Regions from separate parts of the Homo sapiens genome. Here region 2 is linked to region 1. Evidence: chromatin contacts called from ENCODE Hi-C or POLR2A ChIA-PET data. All regions are on one chromosome and are shown on one strand. Each heading gives the region's core, a stretch centred on a gene start or an enhancer-like site at or near the end of the contact. The rest is flanking DNA. Distances are from core to core; before and after follow the strand shown.

What was found. A loop is a pair of places that touch in the nucleus more often than their neighbours do. ChIA-PET counts read pairs that join two places held with the same protein, here RNA polymerase II (POLR2A). Pooled maps may share reads with other maps.
Region 2: a map of posterior cingulate gyrus shows a loop between it and region 1 (2.0-fold over the local background). The contact joins the promoter of MORN4 here to the promoter of ANKRD2 in region 1. A Hi-C loop is called at or near these places in 5 of 168 maps with a recorded cell type or tissue (IMR-90, PC-9, ascending aorta and 2 more), 2 of 37 single-sample maps with no recorded cell type and 21 of 50 pooled maps. POLR2A ChIA-PET finds 5 or more read pairs at or near these places in 11 of 52 experiments (A549, HEK293, HEK293T and 7 more).

Annotation. Positions count from the first base shown.
Region 1 is chr10:97,570,011-97,574,406 of GRCh38, forward strand. It overlaps ANKRD2 (ankyrin repeat domain 2), which reads left to right and starts at 2,769. Exons shown (of 9, transcript NM_001346793.2): 1 at 2,769-2,865. The coding sequence starts at 2,779. It overlaps UBTD1 (ubiquitin domain containing 1), which reads left to right. Exons shown (of 3, transcript NM_024954.5): 3 at 128-1,196. The coding sequence ends at 513.
Region 2 is chr10:97,630,683-97,635,173 of GRCh38, forward strand. MORN4 (MORN repeat containing 4) reads right to left here and starts at 2,818. Exons shown (of 5, transcript NM_178832.4): 1 at 2,665-2,818. RefSeq lists an enhancer at 3,082-3,171.

The DNA of each region.
Region 1 (4,396 bases), core at 1,519-4,018:
GGCCCCATGTCCAAATACAGTCACATTGGGGGTTAGAGTTTCACCATATGAATTTGGGGGGACCCAAACATTTAATCCATGATAGTGGATCCCCAAGCTGACTCTGACAGCCCTGCCTCTCCTACAGGCACCCTCTGTGAATGCTACGATGAGCTGGGCAATCGCTACCAGCTGCCCATCTACTGCCTGTCACCGCCGGTGAACCTGCTGCTGGAGCACACGGAGGAGGAGAGCCTGGAGCCCCCCGAGCCTCCACCCAGCGTGCGCCGTGAGTTCCCGCTGAAGGTGCGCCTGTCCACGGGCAAGGACGTGAGGCTCAGCGCCAGCCTGCCCGACACAGTGGGGCAGCTCAAGAGGCAGCTGCACGCCCAGGAGGGCATCGAGCCATCGTGGCAGCGGTGGTTCTTCTCCGGGAAGCTGCTCACAGACCGCACACGGCTCCAGGAGACCAAGATCCAGAAAGATTTTGTCATCCAGGTCATCATCAACCAGCCCCCACCACCCCAGGACTGATGGGCCCACGGACCCCTGGGAAGAGGCCCCGCCTGGAGCACTAGGCCCCCACCCTGCTGCTGCCTTCCAGTGCTGTCATTTTCTTCAGGGGCCCTCCCCTCGGTGTGGCTGGTGGGTGAGCCGTGAAGGGACCCTGCCTTTCAGGGCACTACGCGCCACCAGTTCCCGGTACCCAGGGAGCAGGCAGCCACACACGGGCCTTGCAACCTTGTCAGAGAAAAGGCGAACAGGGCCCTCACCCTGCCTGTCTCCCGAAGCAGGTTCGAGCCACAAGGGCCAACCAGGAGGCCCCTGGAGCCCAGATCTGTCATCTGGTGCTGCCAGCTGTGCTCACTCTGGTTTTCTGCTCAGGGTCTGAAGCAGCTGCTGTCTCCCTCCTCTGCCCCCATCCCCTGGCTCTCCCCTGGGCACAGTGCCACTCCCTTGGAAGGGAGGGAACCACCCGTGAGCCCCAGGGCTTGGGAAGCCTGAGGCGGGCCTCTGCCTCTCCCTGCCCCCAGCACAATTGGCAGAGATGAGGCGGGTGGTGGACAGCTGGGCTGTCGTGGCAGGGTCTGCACAGGGCCATGTCCTGGCTGTAACCCAGGCAGTGGGAGGTCTGCAGCCTGGTCATGGCCTCCACAGCAGGTCCCTGTGGACAGACATATCTGCATATTTATCAATAAAGCCTTTTGCTCCTTCTCGCTTGCCTGGCATTTGACTGAATTCTCCTGCAGCTCTGTGGGGCCCCTGGAGCTGTTCTGGTATGGGAACAGGTGGATGCCTGGCCTCCCCAGCTGCTCTGGGCATGCAATCTCCAGCAGAGTGAGCCTGGAACTGCCAGTCTTCTGGGCCCTGATCCCAGCTCCCCTGGTGTCCTCATGAGTCCTCAGGAAAAGCCACTCTTTGCTTTTCTTTAAAGCAGAGCCATGCTGCCTGCCCTGCCTCCTCCATCAGTTGCTGGGAGGATTAAGCAGGAAGACAGATGTGAAAGTGCTTGCAAGGCGAAGACAGCACCTCAGGAAGGTGGTCTGCTCCTGCAGCAAGAGGGGCTAACTTCCGGCCCTGGAGACGCTGTAGCCATCGTGATGTTAAAGCAAAATCTCTGACAGATTTAGATCGTGTGTCAGAGGTTTGTGTCAGCTTCCCAGCAAGGGAACCAGAAAGGAAAAGGAACCGGTTCCTCATGCTTCCTAGGGGAATGCATGCATATCTGAAGAGAAGGGAATCTTATATAAGGCTGTTTAGCTAAGGGCAGCCACCAGCCAGGTGAGCCTTACAGAAGCACAGGGCTGGGTGTCTGCAGTTCCCTAGCAGATTAACCTGGGTCACAGTGACTCAGAGCTCCAGCATGCGAGTTCCAGGTGTGGAACTGAGCAAGTACAGATCTGCTTTTGCTCCACTTGGGAGTATTTTTCCTTCTTAGTGAGCATGGGCAGCCTCCTGGCCAGGGAAGTCTGGCACTGTCTGGGCCTGACAGGGAAACCCTGGGAGGGTAGAAGGATCCAGAGTAGCTGCTGTTCCTCGCTAGCTGGGCTTAGTGCTTTCCGGAGACCCCTTTCTTGAAGCAAGACTCTGTAAGCCCTGCAGAGGTCCCCTGAGCACTTACCAAGAGAGGAGACAGATTGGATAAGGTTTGTTCATGACTAAAAGTCACCCAGCCAAATGCAGTGATGCTTAACGGGGAAGCATGTGGGACCCCGGAGAGCCGAAGGCCAGCGTGAGCTGTGATCAGAGAGGGAGACAGCTGCCCTTCCTGCTACCACGGCCCTGGCCTGGACAAGTAGAGTGTGACCCTCCTCACAGCCAGCAGGGCCTGTCTGCAGGACAGCCTGGGAGTACAGAACTGTCCTGGGTCCCCCGTTTGGTTTTCAGGCCCTCTTCCTGGAGCTGGCTGAGCAGGGTTTCCAGGCATCCAGCAGGTGGCACTGTCATCTGGGCTGGAGCATGCAGCCAGCAGTTCCCTTTTGCAACTCAGTTGCCTTGGCTAAGGCCCAACCAGTCCCAAGTGCTCAGGACAGAGGCTGGACGGGCTCCTTCCTGCACCCCTGCTCTTGGGACACAGTGCCCTCCGGCTCTAATAGGCCAGGAGTTGGGGGGGCAACTGGCTCTGCTCCCTGGCCCTGGCTCCCCCTGCTCCCTGGGGCTGCCCGAGGTGAAGGTGACAGGTGGGGGAGGCAGGTGGAGAATTGGGCCAGTGAGCTCATGGCAAAGGCGCCCAGCTGGGCAGGGGTGGGTGCTCTGGCCTATAAAGCCCCCGAGGCCCTGTGGCCTGCAGAGGCGGTTATGGACGGCACCATGGAGGACTCCGAGGCGGTGCAGAGGGCCACAGCGCTCATCGAGCAGCGGCTGGCACAGGAGGAGGAGAATGAGGTGCGAGCAGGGGTGGAGGTGCCCAAGGGGGTCTGAGGAGATCCAGTTCTGCTGTCAAGGGGAGGGAGATCCTGTCTGCTACACCTGTGGTGGGGAGGGGGGCAGATGTCCCCAGGGGCCCAGTTGGGCCTCATTCCTGTCCCAGGGTATTACTGGCAGGGGGTATTGCTGGCAGCAGAAGACTGAGGCTTCAGCCTTCAAAATTAAGTCAGTGAGATGGGGAGCTGGGCTGGGCTTCCTAAGACTGCTCACCCTCCTGGGCCTTGAGAGACAGTGGGCTGTACAAAGCAGACAGCTGGGTGCTGCCTGGGACTTTCAGGAATGTGTGGCCCTGTGATGCCCCAGTGACTGAGTGGGAGGCTGGGGCAGGGGAAACTCCAGTATTTGGCCAGTGAAGAAGAGAGTGAGGAAGGGATGCTGGGAAATGAAGCATGGATTTTGCCAGCCTGCTGGCCACCCTTGGGGAGTCCTTTGGCGTGTGGTGTTCTGGGCAATTGCATTTTCTCTGGGATAAGGAAGTGGAGCGGTGGCAGGGGGTGCTGGCTTGTCCTATTCTGCATTTTTTTTTTTGAGACGGGGTCTCCCTCTGTTGCCCAGGCTGGAGTGCAATGCATGATCTTGACTCACTGCAACCTCCGCCTCCTGGGTTCAAGCGATTCTCCTGCCTCAGCCTCCCGAGTAGCTGGGATTACAGGCATGCACCACCATGCCTGGCTAATTTTTGTATTTTTAGTAGAGATGGGGTTTCACTCTGTTGGTCAGGCTGGTCTCAAACTCCTGGCCTCAGATGATCCACCCACCTTGGCCTCCCAAAGTACTGGGATTACAGGTATGAGCCACCATGCCCGGCCCCTACTCTTCACTTTATTTAAACTAATACTTCATCTAGTGTTGGCTCTGCCAAGAGCCCAGAGCTGTAGAAATGGGTGGACCAATAAGGGTCAGACCCTGCCTTCTTTTTACCAACCCAGGATTCATTTTAGCCCATTTGTTGGTTTCATAGTCAACTAAGAAACAAGGCAAAGGGAAGAAATGACTAAATAGAGGTGTGAATCAGAAGTGGAGGAACACAAGGGGCTCATGAATTGTTCTGAGGGCCTTCAAGGACTCCTCTGTGGACAGGGCCAGGTGCAGTGGCTCAAGCCTGTAATCCCAGCATTTTGAGATCTGAGATCCGAGGTGGGCAGATCACTTGAAGTCAAGAGTTCGAGACTCACCTGGCCAACATGGTGAAATCCTGTCTCTACTAAAAATACAATTAGCCAGGAATGGTGTCAGGCACCTGTAATCCCAGCTACTCAGGAGGCTGAGGCAGGAGAATTGCTTGAACCTGGGAGGCGGAGGTTGCAGTAAGCCGAGATCGCACCACTGCACTTCAGCCTGGGTGACAGAGGGAGACTCCGTCTCAAAAAAAAAAAAAAGGGGACTCCTCTGTGGACAGGAGGATACCTGAGCTGGGCCTTCAAGGGGACTCAGTGGAGTCCAGGATGGTGGAGGGTATTCCAGCCTCAGGAAATGCAGGAGCTGAAGT
Region 2 (4,491 bases), core at 1,568-4,067, 61 kb after region 1:
GATATTGTCACTATTTGGGACAGTGTCTGGATTTTATGACTTTTATAATTAACCATGCTAATGAATAGCTTTACAGCTACTGACCTAAAAAGGAATTTCACCAGTAACCATGGTCATTGAGACAAACCTAGTTTAACAAAGTATAGTCAGTGCCGATGAAGACTGAAAGCCCAATACTTTTTTTTTTTTGAGGCAGTCTGGCTCTGTCATCCAAGCTGGAGTGCAGTGGCGTCATCTCAGCCACTGCAACCTCTGCCTCCTGGGCCCAAGCCATCCTCCCACCTTAGCCTCCTGAGTAGCTGGGACTACAGGAGCATGCCACGACACCCAGCTAATTTTTGCATTTTTTGGTAGAGACAGGGTTTTACCACGTTGCCCATGCTGGTCTTGAACTCCTGGGATCAAGTGATCTGCCTGCTTCAGCCTTCCAAAGTGCTAGGATTACAGGTGGGAGCCACCATGTCTGGCCCAATACTTTAATAAGGGATGCAAATCAGTATTTCTATCAGTTATCCAAATCATATTTTTAAAGAGAATATATGGCTCAGGAGTTTAGGCTACAGATACACCCATGGAATCCAGTCACAAACCAAGATGATTCACACTTCTAAACAGACACTCACCCTTTCTGCACTCCTGATAGATGGGTTGCAAAGGATCAGTCCAAACATTTACATAAAAGAAAATTACTATTCTGTCCCTGTAAACCAACACACTATTAGTCTGCACTATATACCATATTCCTGGTATCTTCATTTTCTTTTGTCCCAGACATTTCTTTTTAATTATTATTATTTTCTTATTTCCAAACAGAACTCTGAGGCAATAACGAGAATTTTTGTTTCCGTTCTTTTTATCGTTTTCTAATTTTAAGAAATCAACGTATTAAACAACATTTTTGTATTCACAGTAAACTGTGTCCAATTTAAGAGGATTAAAAAAAAAAAAACTGACATAAAGAGGAAAAAGGGCCAGGCATGATGGCTCACTCCTGTAATCCCAGCACGTTGGGAGGCTGAAGCAAGAGGATCGCTTGAGCCCAGGAGTTCAATACCAAGCTGGGAAACGTAGTGAGACCTCATCTCTACAAAACAATACAAAAATTTGCTGGGTGTGGTGGTGCATGCCTGTAGTCCCAGCTACTCAGGAGGCTGAGGTAGGAGGATTGCTTGAGCCCACAATTTGAGGCTGCCGGGGTGAGCAGTGACTGCACCACACCTGTACTCCAGCCTGGGCAACAGAGCCAGACCTTGTCTCAAAAAAAAGAAAAGAAAAGCAAAACAAAACAAAAGGTTGGGGCGGTGGGGGAGATCCAGTTAGAGAATACTGGGTGGAGGCAGCCACCCTAACTACCCACATGTCCCCCCAGAACCACCCTTCCCAGGGTACAATAGTCTTGTCAAATTATTTCAGTAATAAAGAAAGCAGTTCATAAGCTTTTAGAATCCTAAAGAGAAGAAAATGAAGGCTTTGATGAACAAAGATTAGCCTTGTTAGGAACCTAGAACAAAAAGTCAAATAATACTCCCCTTTTTTTTTTTTTTTTTTTTTTTTGAGACGGAGTCTTGCTCTGTCCCCCATGCTGGAGTGCAGTGGCAGGATCTTGGCTCACTGCAACCGCCGCCTCCCAGGTTCAAGCAATTCTCCTGCCTCAGCCTCCTGGGTAGTTGGGATTACAGGCACGTGCCACCATGCTTGGCTAATTTTTGTATTTTTAGTAGAGACGAGGTTTCACCATCTTGGCCAAGCTAGTTTTGAACTCCTGACTTCGTGATCCACCCGCCTCGGCCTCCCAAAGTGTTGGGATTACAGGCGTGAGCCACCGCGCCCGGCCTAAATATTTTTTTTTAAGTGTTTTAAAAGGAGCTCGAAATAACTGTTTTTCATTATAAGTCTAACCTCCTCTTTCCTCATGTGAAAAGTAAAGAAATGTATCGTTGCTATATGAAGGGTTCGTTTAGGGAAGACTGTGGGATGGTTAGATTGAAGAAAGTGGGAAGAAAATACTGGCGCCAAAAAGATTTTTTTTTTTTTTTATTTAAAGGCGATGATGACCTGGGGGTGATTGGGACTAGGGAGTAATACTGCCAGAATACTATCCTATTTCACGGGAAAGGGAATGCCAGGGCTGGACTCCGATATAGCAGTTATTCCTGCTGGTACCTAAGCAGTTCAGAGATGCTAGAATGCAGGGATACCACCCATCAACTAAATGAAGCATCCCATTCCCCAGGCTTCCATATGTGGGAGTTCTCTCCACCAGTGAGATAAAGGCGGGCTCAGGGAAAACAAAGCCCTAGACCACAACAAGGCAACACCTTCTCGCACCCCATTTTCACCTTCCAGGCGCGTTCCTTCCTGCTATCCGGGCCCGCTCTCCCGCCCGGCAGGGTCTAACGCTCACACAGGTCTGCCAATTCCCCTGATGCAACCCTCCACCCTCTGCTCGCTAACCCCAGTCCAGTCAGCTCTCCCGGGCCTCGACCCCCGCGGTGGAGACTAAAGGGTTCAGGTTTGGGTCCCCCACAGGCAACCGCCCTCAGGTCAGCGTATCCGAGGTGGAGCCGCGCCCCCGAGCCGGGTCATCTCGTGCTCCGTTCCTCAGTGCCCACCTGACCGATCACACTCTTTCCCGGCCCCCTCCCTCCTGCGCCTCCAGCCAACCTGGGGCCGGCCTTTCGGGATGACCGTCACGCCTGGACGCAGGGTTCCAGCGCCTCGGACTTTTCCTCTGATGGGCTCCCGGCTGCCACCTTGCTCTCCGCCACCTCCACCAGCGATTGCCCCACTTGACGCCGCCATCCTGGGCGACCGCACTGGGTACAATTCCCGCTGCCCATTGGCTGTTACCTAGGCAACCGGGAGCAACGCCACTCCGCATTGGCCCAGCCCGGCTCCACGCCATCTTTGTGCGGGGCCGAGTGTTTGCGAACCCGGGCTGACTATGTGAAAGAGGGGTGGTCCCACCTCTGCAACGCAGATAAAGACAGAGGATCCAGATCTGGCCTACCCAGAGGCCGTCTAGTTGAAATGGCAACCCCAAAGAAAACCAAACCTGCGCCCGAAGCAACAGTGACCATCAACGCGAGCGGCTCTGATCTTGCTCCAGTCCCCACTGCTGTCAAGGGCCCCGCCGCGGAGTTTAAGGCAGATCCTAAATCCAGCTTCAGAGAGGCAGCTTTGTAAATTGTAACGCGCTAGGCAGGATAGCCTCCAATAACTCTGTGCTAGACATTGTGATATCAAGACACTTTTGCATTCATTATAGGAATTTGTGCTGTCCTTGTCATTATCTAGATCCTTTTTGTTTAAAATATAGTACCTGGCCAGGCGCAGTGGCTCACATCTGTAATCCCAGCACTTCGGGAGGCCGCGGCTTGAGCTCAGGAGTGCGGGAGGCTTGAGCCCAAGAGTTCTAGATCAGCCTGGGCAACGCAGGGAGACTCCGTATCTACAGAAGAAAAAAATTACCCAGCCTAGTGGTGGGTGCCTGTAGTCACAGCTACTCAGGAGGCTGAGGTGGGAGGATCCCTTGAGCCCAGGAGGTTGAGGCTGCAATAAGCCATGATTCTGCCACTGTACCCCAGCCTGGGCGACCTAGCAAGACCCTGTCTCAAATAAATAAATTGCAAACCAAAAAGTATCTGAGACAGGTCTCAATCAATTTAGGAGTTTATTTTGCCAATGTTAAGGACATGCCCGTGACACAGCCTTAGAAGGTCCTAAGAATGTGTGTCCAAAATAGTCGGGACACCACTTGATTTTATACATTTTAGGGAGACGTAAGACATCAATCAATACATGTAAAATATACATTGGCTTGGTCCCGAAAGTGGGGGTGGGGGTGGCAAGTTCCAGGATGTAGGTGGATTCAAAGATGTCCTGATTGACAATTGGTTGAAAGAGTTTAAAGACCTGGAACCCACAGAAGGGAATGTCTGGGTTAAGTTAAGGAATTGTTACTAAGATATGCACGCACACACACACACACACACACACACACACACACACAAGGAATTGTGGAAATCAAGGTTTTTATTATGCAGAGAAGGCTACAGGTAGCAGGCTCCAGAGAGCATAGATTGTAAATGTTTCTTTATTTTTTTTTTTGTTTTGAGACAGGGTCTCCCTCTGTCACCCAGTCTGGAGTGCAGTAGCTGGATCACGGCTTACTGCAGCCTTGACCTCCCAGGCTCAAGTTATCCTCCCACCTCAGCCTCCTAAGTAGCTGAGACTACTGGTTCATTCCACTATGCCTGGCTTATTTTTGTATTTTTTGTAGAGATGGTGTTTTGTCATGTTGCCCAGGCTGGTATTGAACTCCTGGGCTCAAGTGATCCTCCCATCTCTGCCTCCCAAAGTGCTAGGATTACACGTGTGAGCCACCAAGGCTGGCCAGTGTTTATTATCAGATTTAGAAAGGTATCAGACTCTTAGTTAGTTCTCCCCTGGATCAGGAAAAAGACCTGGAAAGGGAAGGGGATTTTCTAC